2 separate regions of the Homo sapiens genome follow, and region 1 is linked to region 2. A link is a loop called in an ENCODE intact Hi-C map of the cell type or tissue named here. Cell type or tissue: PC-3. All regions are shown on one strand. Each heading gives the region's core, and the rest is flanking DNA. Links, peaks and the distances in the headings are about the cores only.

The links. A loop is a pair of places that touch in the nucleus more often than their neighbours do. Peaks named below come from ENCODE experiments on the same cell type or tissue, not always from the same donor. Only the 100,000 strongest peaks of a DNase experiment are listed, where the experiment ranks them.
Region 1: it touches region 2 in a loop (4-fold over the local background); 1 of 110 quality-filtered maps calls a loop at or near these places.

What each region holds. Positions count from the first base shown.
Region 1 is chr5:115,939,233-115,943,636 of GRCh38, forward strand. No RefSeq gene overlaps it. Among named protein-coding and RNA genes, the nearest start is that of LINCADL, 15 kb to the right of the region's middle. In PC-3, for the core only: no CTCF peak of the experiment used is centred there; DNase peaks (open chromatin) are centred at 1,969 and 2,359; H3K4me3 peaks cover 530 bases; H3K27ac peaks cover 1,789 bases.
Region 2 is chr5:115,886,478-115,890,881 of GRCh38, forward strand. All of the region lies in intron 3 of AP3S1 (adaptor related protein complex 3 subunit sigma 1), which reads left to right. Among named protein-coding and RNA genes, the nearest start is that of AP3S1, 47 kb to the left of the region's middle. In PC-3, for the core only: CTCF peaks have their summits at 1,775 and 1,983; no DNase peak of the experiment used is centred there.

The DNA.
Region 1 (4,404 bases), core at 332-4,331, 53 kb after region 2:
TTATCTGCCATTCATTTGCCTTCCAGGCATTGCCACCCCTGGAGGCTTAAAATCCTTTCACTTTGTCTTGTCACTACTTAAAAATGTACTATTCTTTGTTGACGATGCTATTTAGCTGGAATTCAAAGCCACCTTTTTGAAAACTACTCGTTCCCTGGGAGTCTCCCATGTATATATGAAATATATATATAAATAAACATCTGCTTGTTTTTCTCTTGTTAATCTGCCTTTTGTTACAGGGAGCTGTTCTAACTAAGAACCTATGAGGGTTGAAGAAAAATTTATTTGTCTTCTCCTACACCTCAAAGCAGCAAAGGTGGCCAGATCTCTCACCTTTCAAAATTTTGTGTTAATTGGAGTTAGATTTTTAAACTGCAGAATTTTAGTACTGGTAGAAATAATCAAGATCAATCCAAGAGTCTAAGCCCTTCATGTTGCAGATGAGGAACAAAGGATTTTCATACTCACTTTTTGTTTTTGTTTTTTGAGACAGTCTCCCTCTGTCACCCAGGCCGGAGTACAGAGGAGCAATCGCAGCTTACTGCAACTTCTGCCTCCAGGGTTCAAGGGATTCTTTTGCCTCAGCCACCTCAATAGCTGGGATTACAGTCGTGCACCGCCACACCTGGCTAATTTTTGTATTTTTAGTAGAGATGTGGTTTCACCATGTTGGCCAGGCTGGTCTTGAACTCCTGGCCTCAAGAGATCCACCCACCTCAGACTCCCAAAATGCTAGGATTACAGGCATGAGCCACTGCACACATCCTTCAGCTCAGTTTTTAGGAAAACTGATAAACCTAATTCTGCTGGCAAAATAGATAAATTGAGGTAGATATTCATTTTACAAAATGATCCAATGCAGTATTCTTTTAAACATGCCCCCCATATGTTTTAAAAGTATTATTCAATTTATAAAAATGGAATTCACACACAACTTTCAGGAATTCACCTACAATTAGCAAATACACATTTCTGTAATGTCTCCTGTGTACAAAGCTCTGTGTTAGGCACCACAGGGATTGCAGAACCCCAGCTCCACTATGAAGTAATATATGACCTTGAAGAAAACTTTATTCGTCCTGCCTCCCAAAGCTACCGTCTTCCAGGCTCACAGAATCGGTGGTGGCAGCATTTTTCTTTTTGAGGTGTGTCCAAGGTCAAGGTTTGAAGTAGTTAGGAAGAAAATCTGATAAGAAGAAAAACAAAACCCAATAATGAAAACAACATATGGAATAGGGAGAAAAGTCAAGGAGAATTTACATTTCTAAAGATGCTATGTTTCTGGCCAGGGGAAATAATACATTTTGCCAGTTGGCTTCATGGTGTCCCAATCTGGGCCCAGACACAGATGGAACAGATGTTGGAGCTTCTTCCTGGAACTGTATGGCCAGACTCTTATCCCTTAAGATTCTCTGACTTAATCCTTGAAGAGACTGGAACTTCCTGGTCTCTGAATTCATGCATGTTCTTATCCAGAGGTAACAATGCTGAGGCTGTGCTCTGCTCTTATGGGACTAACAAGTGCACCATGTTCTTGGCAGTCCCTCTTTCTTTCTTTCTTTTTTTTTTTTTGAGACGGAGTCTCGCTCTGTCGCCCAGGCTGGAGTGCAGTGGCGCGATCTCGGCTGACTGCAACCTCCGCCTCCCGGGTTCGAGCAATTCTCCTGCCTCAGCCTCCTGAGTAGCTGGGATTACAGGCGCCCGCCACCACGCCCAGCTAATTTTTGTATTTTTAGTAGAGACGGGGTTTCACCATGTTGGTCGGGCTGGTCTCGAACCCCTGACTTCGTGATCCACCCGCCTCAGCCTCCCAAAGTGCTGGGATTACAGGCATAAGCCACCGCGCCCAGCTGGCAGTCCCTCTTCCTTAATGCATTCCTTAGACACTGCCGCTCCTAGGAAGTTGCTTATGTTTCAGCTTCACCCTTTCCCTCCCTCTTCCTGTCAGTAGGACATGCCTTTCTCACCACATTGGAAATTCCCCTTGAATTTTGTTAGAGTCAGTGTACAGTCAACATTTGTGGGCCTGGCCATATCTACATGTCCTTAGCAAACTAGAAATCTCCATAGGCTTGAGGGGAAGTTAATGAAACATGAACTGACCACACTAACATTTCACAACCAGGAAAGTCTTACAGAAATGAAATGGAAAATGAATTAAAATATCAAGATCGAGGCTTAAAAAAATGTGAGAAGAGCACTGATATCCCATGTGGAAAACATAGGGGACTGTTCTAGTTATTTTAGGAAGAATCGGCTCACAGCTGAGAGATGCTCACAGCTGAGCGTTCTGAGCAACTTGCACACTGGGGCAGGGGGAGGAAGGGCAGAAGGAGAAGATGTGAACTGTCGGCCCGAGCGTTTCATGGACACTCCTCTCATAGCAGAGCTCCTGAGCTGCTAGGAATCTTTACTTCAGGTTGAGTCATCTGAGCTCATACTTAAAATAATAATGATAATAATAATAGCAACCTATATGAATCATATTGTACTTAAGTTTCAATTTCTTTTTTTTTCTTTTTATTACACTTTAAGTTCTAGGGTACATGTGCACAACCTGCAGGTTTGTTACATATGTATACCTGTGCCATGTTGGTTTGCTGCACCCATTAATTTGTCATTTACGTTAGGTATTTCTCCTAATGCTATCCCTCCCCCATTCCCCCACCCCACAACGGGCCCCAGTGTGTGATGTTCCCTGCCCTGTGTCCAAGTGTTCTCTTTGTTCAGTTCCCACCTGTGAGTGAGAACATGCAGTGTTTGGTTTTCTGTCCTTGTGATAGTTGGCTCAGAATTATGGTTTCCAGCTTCATCCATGTCCCTACAAAGGACATGAACTCATCCTTTTTTATGGCTGCATAGTATTCCATGGTGGATATATGCCACATTTTCATAATCCAGTCTATCACTGATGGACATTTGGGTTGGTTCCAAGCCTTTGCTATTGCGAATAGTGCCGCAATAAACATACCTGTGCATGTGTCTTTATGGTAGCATGATTTATAATCCTTTGGGTACATACCCAGTAATGGGATGGCTGGATAAAATGATATTTCTAGTTCTAGATCCTTGAGGAATCACCACACTATCTTCCATAATGGTTGAACTAGTTTACAGTCCCACCAACAGTGTAAAAGTGTTCCTATTTCTCCACATCCTCTCCAGCATCAGTTGTTTCCTGACTTTTTAATGATCGCCATTCTAAGTGGCCTGAGATGGTATCTCATTGTGGTTTTGATTTGCTGTTCTCTGCTGACCAGTGATGATGAGCATTTTTTCATGTGTCTGTTGCCTGCATAAAGGTATTCTTTTGAAAAGTGTCTGTTCATATCCTTTGCCCACTTTTTGATAGGGTTGTTTGATTTTTTTCTTGTAAATTTGTTTAAGTTCTTTGTAGATTCTGGATATTAGCCCGTTGTCACATGGGTAGATTGCAAAAATTTTCTTCCATTCTGTAGGTTGCCTGTTCACTCTGATGGTAGTTTCTTTTGCTGTGCAGAAGCTCTTTAGTTTCATTAGATCCCATTTGTCTATTTTGGCTTTTGTTGCCATTGCTTTTGGTGTTTTATTCATGAAGTCCTTGCCCATGCCTATGTCCTGAATGGTATTGCTTAGGTTTTCTTCTAGGGTTTTTATGGTTTGAGGTCTGACATTTAAGTCTTTAATCCATCTTGAATTAATTTTTGTACAAGGTGTAAGGAAGGGAACCAGTTTTAGCTTTCTACATATGGCTAGCCAGTTTTCCCAACACCATTTATTAAATAGGGAATCCTTTCCCCATTTCTTGTTTTTGTCAGGTTTGTCAAAGATCAGATGGTTGTAGATGTGTGGTGTTATTTCTGAGGCCTCTGTTCTGTTCCATTGGTGTACATATCTGTATGGTACCAGTACCATGCTGTTTTGGTTACTGTAGCCTTGTAGTATAGTTTGAAGTCAGGTAGCATGATGTCTCCAGCTTCGTTCTTTTGGCTTAGGATTGTCTTGGCAATGCGAGCTCTGTTTTGATTCCATATGAACTTTAAAGTAGTTTTTTCCAATTCTGTGAAGAAAGTCATGGTAGCTTGATGGGGATGGCATTGACTCTATAAATTACGTTGGACAGTATGACCATTTTCACGATATTGATTCTTCCTATCCATGAGCATGGAATGTTCTTCCATGTGTTTGTGTCCTCTTTTATTTCATTGAGCAGGGTTTATAGTTCTCCTTGAAGAGGTCCTTCACATCCCTTGTAAGTTGGATTCCTAGGTATTTTATTCTCTTTGTAGCAATTGTGAATAGGTGTTCACTCATGATTTGGATCTCTGTTTGTCTGTTATTGGTGTATAGGAATGCTTGTGATTTCTGTACATTGATTTTGTATCCTGAGACTTTGCTGAAGTTGCTTATCAGCTTAAGGAGATT
Region 2 (4,404 bases), core at 209-4,208:
AAATATATGTTCTCTTCCTTATGATTTTCTTAATAACATTTCTTCTCTAGCTCGTTTTATTGTAAGATTGCAGTATAGAATACATATAACAAAAAATGTGTACTAGTCGACTGTTTATGTTATCGGTAAGGCTTCTGGTCAACAGCAGGCCATTGTAGTTAGGTTTTTAGTGAGTCAAAAGTTGTACGCAGATTTTCAACTGTGTGGAGAGTCAGCATCCCAACCCCACTGTTGTTCAAAGATCACCTGTACCAAGTAAATGCTAGCTGTTATTATAATTAACTTTCTATAAATCACAGAGAAGGAATCATTAATGTAAACTCTTTCAGAATTATTATGACATGATATAGAAGGTAGATGGTCCTTTCTTCAGCTCTTAATTTCTCTATATTGACGTTGAGTTCATTATGTGTTAAGTGCATGGTACATAGTAAATGCACAATAAATGACTGTTTTTGCTAACATTGTCATCACTGGCATGTGAGTGTCCAAGTGAGGTTTAATAGAAATCCAGTCCAGAATGCAGTCATATATTGAGTCAAGTGCTATTTACATATCTTAAACACCATACTTTAAAGATTCTTAATAGTACATGCAGTGGGTACCTATTGGAGAGTGTACCTAGGCTACATTCATAATTGTTCTTCAAAGGTAAATGATGTGATTTTACGTTCAGTTTGTCTTCCCTAGCTCTGCTGGTACATTCAATATTTGTAATGGTATTTTTTAGTTATTGGTTTGAGTTAAACCAAGATATTTCTCTCTAGAACATCTTGCTGGTGATAAAAAAATAATTTTTTGGCTTCAGCATATTAGTATCCTTAAATTTATGCCTCCTATTTTTGCACTAAAGACTTTTCGTATCTTATAACATGTCAGTGTAACCCTTTTTTTTTTTCATTTATTATTGTAGATTCAAAACAGCAGGATCTGTTTCTCCTGAATTTTAACAGAAATTTCTAAACCCAGAAACCAATTTTTTTTTTTACTTAGAAACTCAAAAAGGGGTCTGCCAAATAAGTGGTATTGTTTAAGGGTAATTTGTGGTATTTTTATTTTATCTTGTGTACATTTTTATTTCTCCGTGTGTTTGGTATTATAATACTAGCTAATGTATATTGAGTGTTTTCTTTTGTGAGACATTGTTGTAAGCCCTTTATATTTATTCATTTAATCACTAAAACAACTCTATGATATAGTTACCATTATTATGCCCAGATAAGAAACTGAGGCTTAGTGTTAAATAACTTGCCCTGGATCTCAGAGTTAGAGGCAAGGCTAGAATTTAAGTATACACATGCTAAAGTTTGTGCTCTTGAGTACTAACTACAAAGCTGTCATATAATAGATACCTGTTACTCTTTGTGGCCTGGATGTATAGGTTACTCTTTGTGGCTTGGATGTAAAGATAAAGAAAACACAAGCATGTTTTATAACTAGAATAGCATGGGAAAGGAGGACTCTTTATATTTGGAGGAGGCATTTTTCGAAATCTATTTACTTTTTATATTTATTTTTTGAATACTAGGTAATTAAAATGCAGGACAATTTAAAATATTATTCTTTTTGTAAATTGGAAGTAATTTTTCTCCCACCAGCTTTTGAATTCCTTGAGGACAGAGTTTAGGTCTTTGGTTTTATATCCCTGGCACCTGAGTAGCTACTCAGTAGTAGTTAGATACCTGTTATATTGAAATTGGCTTTAAACTTTATATCATTTTAAAGTTGAAGCACAAGAGGGTGCTGTTTACTATGATACTTCTAGGTCTTAGCTCCTTTTATCTTTCTACTTGTGAAATAATAATGCAACAGCAATTTTTTTATTGTTGTTATGGTTAGAACCATCGAGACTCTAATTTTTCCCCCTTAATTTCTTCACTTCAGATTGTCAGTTATTTGTTTTTTGTTGGCCTTGTGCATGTAACAGATCATCAGTGTGTGATGGACCTTAGGGCTCTAGATTTCTGATGATATTAAATAATTTTTGCTAAATCAAAAGAAAATTAGAAAGTCTTTTGAAGAAGGTTTGTTGATTTTTTAAAACTGAACAGAGTATCTGAGTGCTTTAAATTTTAAGAATTTTTTTCATAAATTAATAACATGCAGTTATAATGACATTTTGTTGCAGGGTACTTTTTTTATAGTATTCACATTTTTTTACATGTGATATTGTTCTGGATTAAATGTGGACAGCATTTTTTTCTTCCTAAGTTAACAAATTACAGTGTCTTGGTAGTTGTGGCATGTAGTTATCTTCCTTTTATATCAGTATTTATCAGCAGAATTATAATTTTCTATTTCTATTTTAATTTTATAATTATCATGTATTTTGAACAGCCAGATAAATAATTCTGGCTGCCATTTATTAAATGGGTCTTCGGAACTGTGCTGGGCACTCTATCTAAATTGTTTAACTCAATTTTTATGATAATCCAGAAAAGTAAGTAGTTTTATCTCTATCTTATAGTTCTGAGATTTAAAGGAGTTAAATGATACTTGAGGCCACAGAGCAGGGATTTGAAGGCATGTATGTCTTCCTGGTTTCAAAGCATGTATCCTCAACACAGTACTGTGCTGCCTCTATAGGCAACCCATGTTTTTTACCACTCCATACTTTACCAGAGGCACACTTAATGCTATCACGAACTTTTTTTTCTTTTTTGCCCAATATAATCTGCACATTTAGTAGGTTCTGCTGATCTTTTATAAATACATGTAAGTGAAGGGGAACTATTTAGACAGCATTTTTACCAAGATGGTCTTCTCATGGTTAAAAAAGTATGACTGCAACATATAGGTAATCAATGGAACTAGAAAAATTAAGAAAGAAAAAATAAAGGCATACTGGAAATTGTATTCTGATTAGTAAATCTAATAATGATTTAAAATCAAGTAAGACCACTCCACGTCATACACAGAAATCAATTTCAGATAAATTTGGTCCAAACATGAAGAGTAAAATAATAAAGCTTTTGTTTTCTTCTGAGTGAATCTCTTTCCTGACCTTGCTGTAAGCCAAGATTCCTTAAAGTGGACATAAAACAATGTTAACTACAAAGAAGAAAACTGAAAAATTGGATTTTATTGGAATGGAAAAATTCTGTTCTTCCAAGGGCACTGTTAGGAGAATGAAAAGGCAAGCCACAGAACTGGCAAAGGTATTTGTAATACATATGACAAAAGACTGTAGCTAGACTATATAAAGAATTCCTATACATCAATAAGAAAATACAGACCCTTGTAATCCCAGCTACTCAGGTGTCTGAGGTGGAAGGATTGCTTGAGCCCAGGAGTTTGAGACCAGCCTGGGCAACATAGTGAAACCATGTCTTTAAAAAAAAATGATAAAAAGACCAATAGAAAATGAGCAGAAATCTTGAACAGGCATTATGAAAATAGATATCTAAATGGGTAATACAAATGAAAAGGTACGCAGTCTTATATCAGAGAAGTACAAATTAATACCATCATATACCACCACACACCCTTGAGTATGGTTAAAGTTAAAAGATGGATAACATAAGGTGGTGAAAAGGCTATGGAACTACAGAAACTCTCATATACTGCTATTTAAAGTCTAAGTGCGTATAATCGTTTTGAAAGTCTATTTGACACTGTATACTAAAGCTTAACCTACACGACTCTTTGACCTAGCAGTTCTACTCCAAGTATACAATCAGTAGATATGTGTATACGTATATATATGTTCACTAAAAGATGTGTAAGAAATGTTCTTAACAGTACTAATTGTAATGGCACCATACTGGAAACAACACAAATTTATGTCACCAGTAGAATGGACACACTGTGATATTCTAATTCAGTGGCATACTGTACAACTAAGAATGATTAGCTGTTGTATTATGTAATAACCTGAATAAATCTCACAAAAAATAACAATGAATAAAAGAAGCCACTCACAAAAGAGCATGTATCCTATAATCTCATTTTAATATGGTTCAGACATAGATAAAATGTATTCATAGTGTTAGGAAGTTGGGTATTGGTTACCTTTGATGGTTGATAAGTGACTGATGGACTCTGAGAAGGCTTCTATAATGCTGGTAATGTTAAAACATGATTTGAGTGTTGATTATACAGAAAAATTTATGTTATATGTTATGATTTTTGTACTTTTCTATGTGTATGTTACACTTAAGTAAATACTTAGGTGGGGGTGGAACTTAAGTGGCTTTATTTTCCATAACTTTTAACTATGATTTTCTAAATAAGTATTCAAATGATTTCTAAGTTAAAGACTATTTTAAAAGTAAATATTTTCTTCTTTCTCAATGGAAATGTCACCAGTAACTTGAGTTGTTTCCGGAGCTCTGGTATCATCCCAGGCTGTCTAGTTTCTTTAAGCAGATGTGCCCATTAATAGGGGTCTAGGAAAAGACCTTT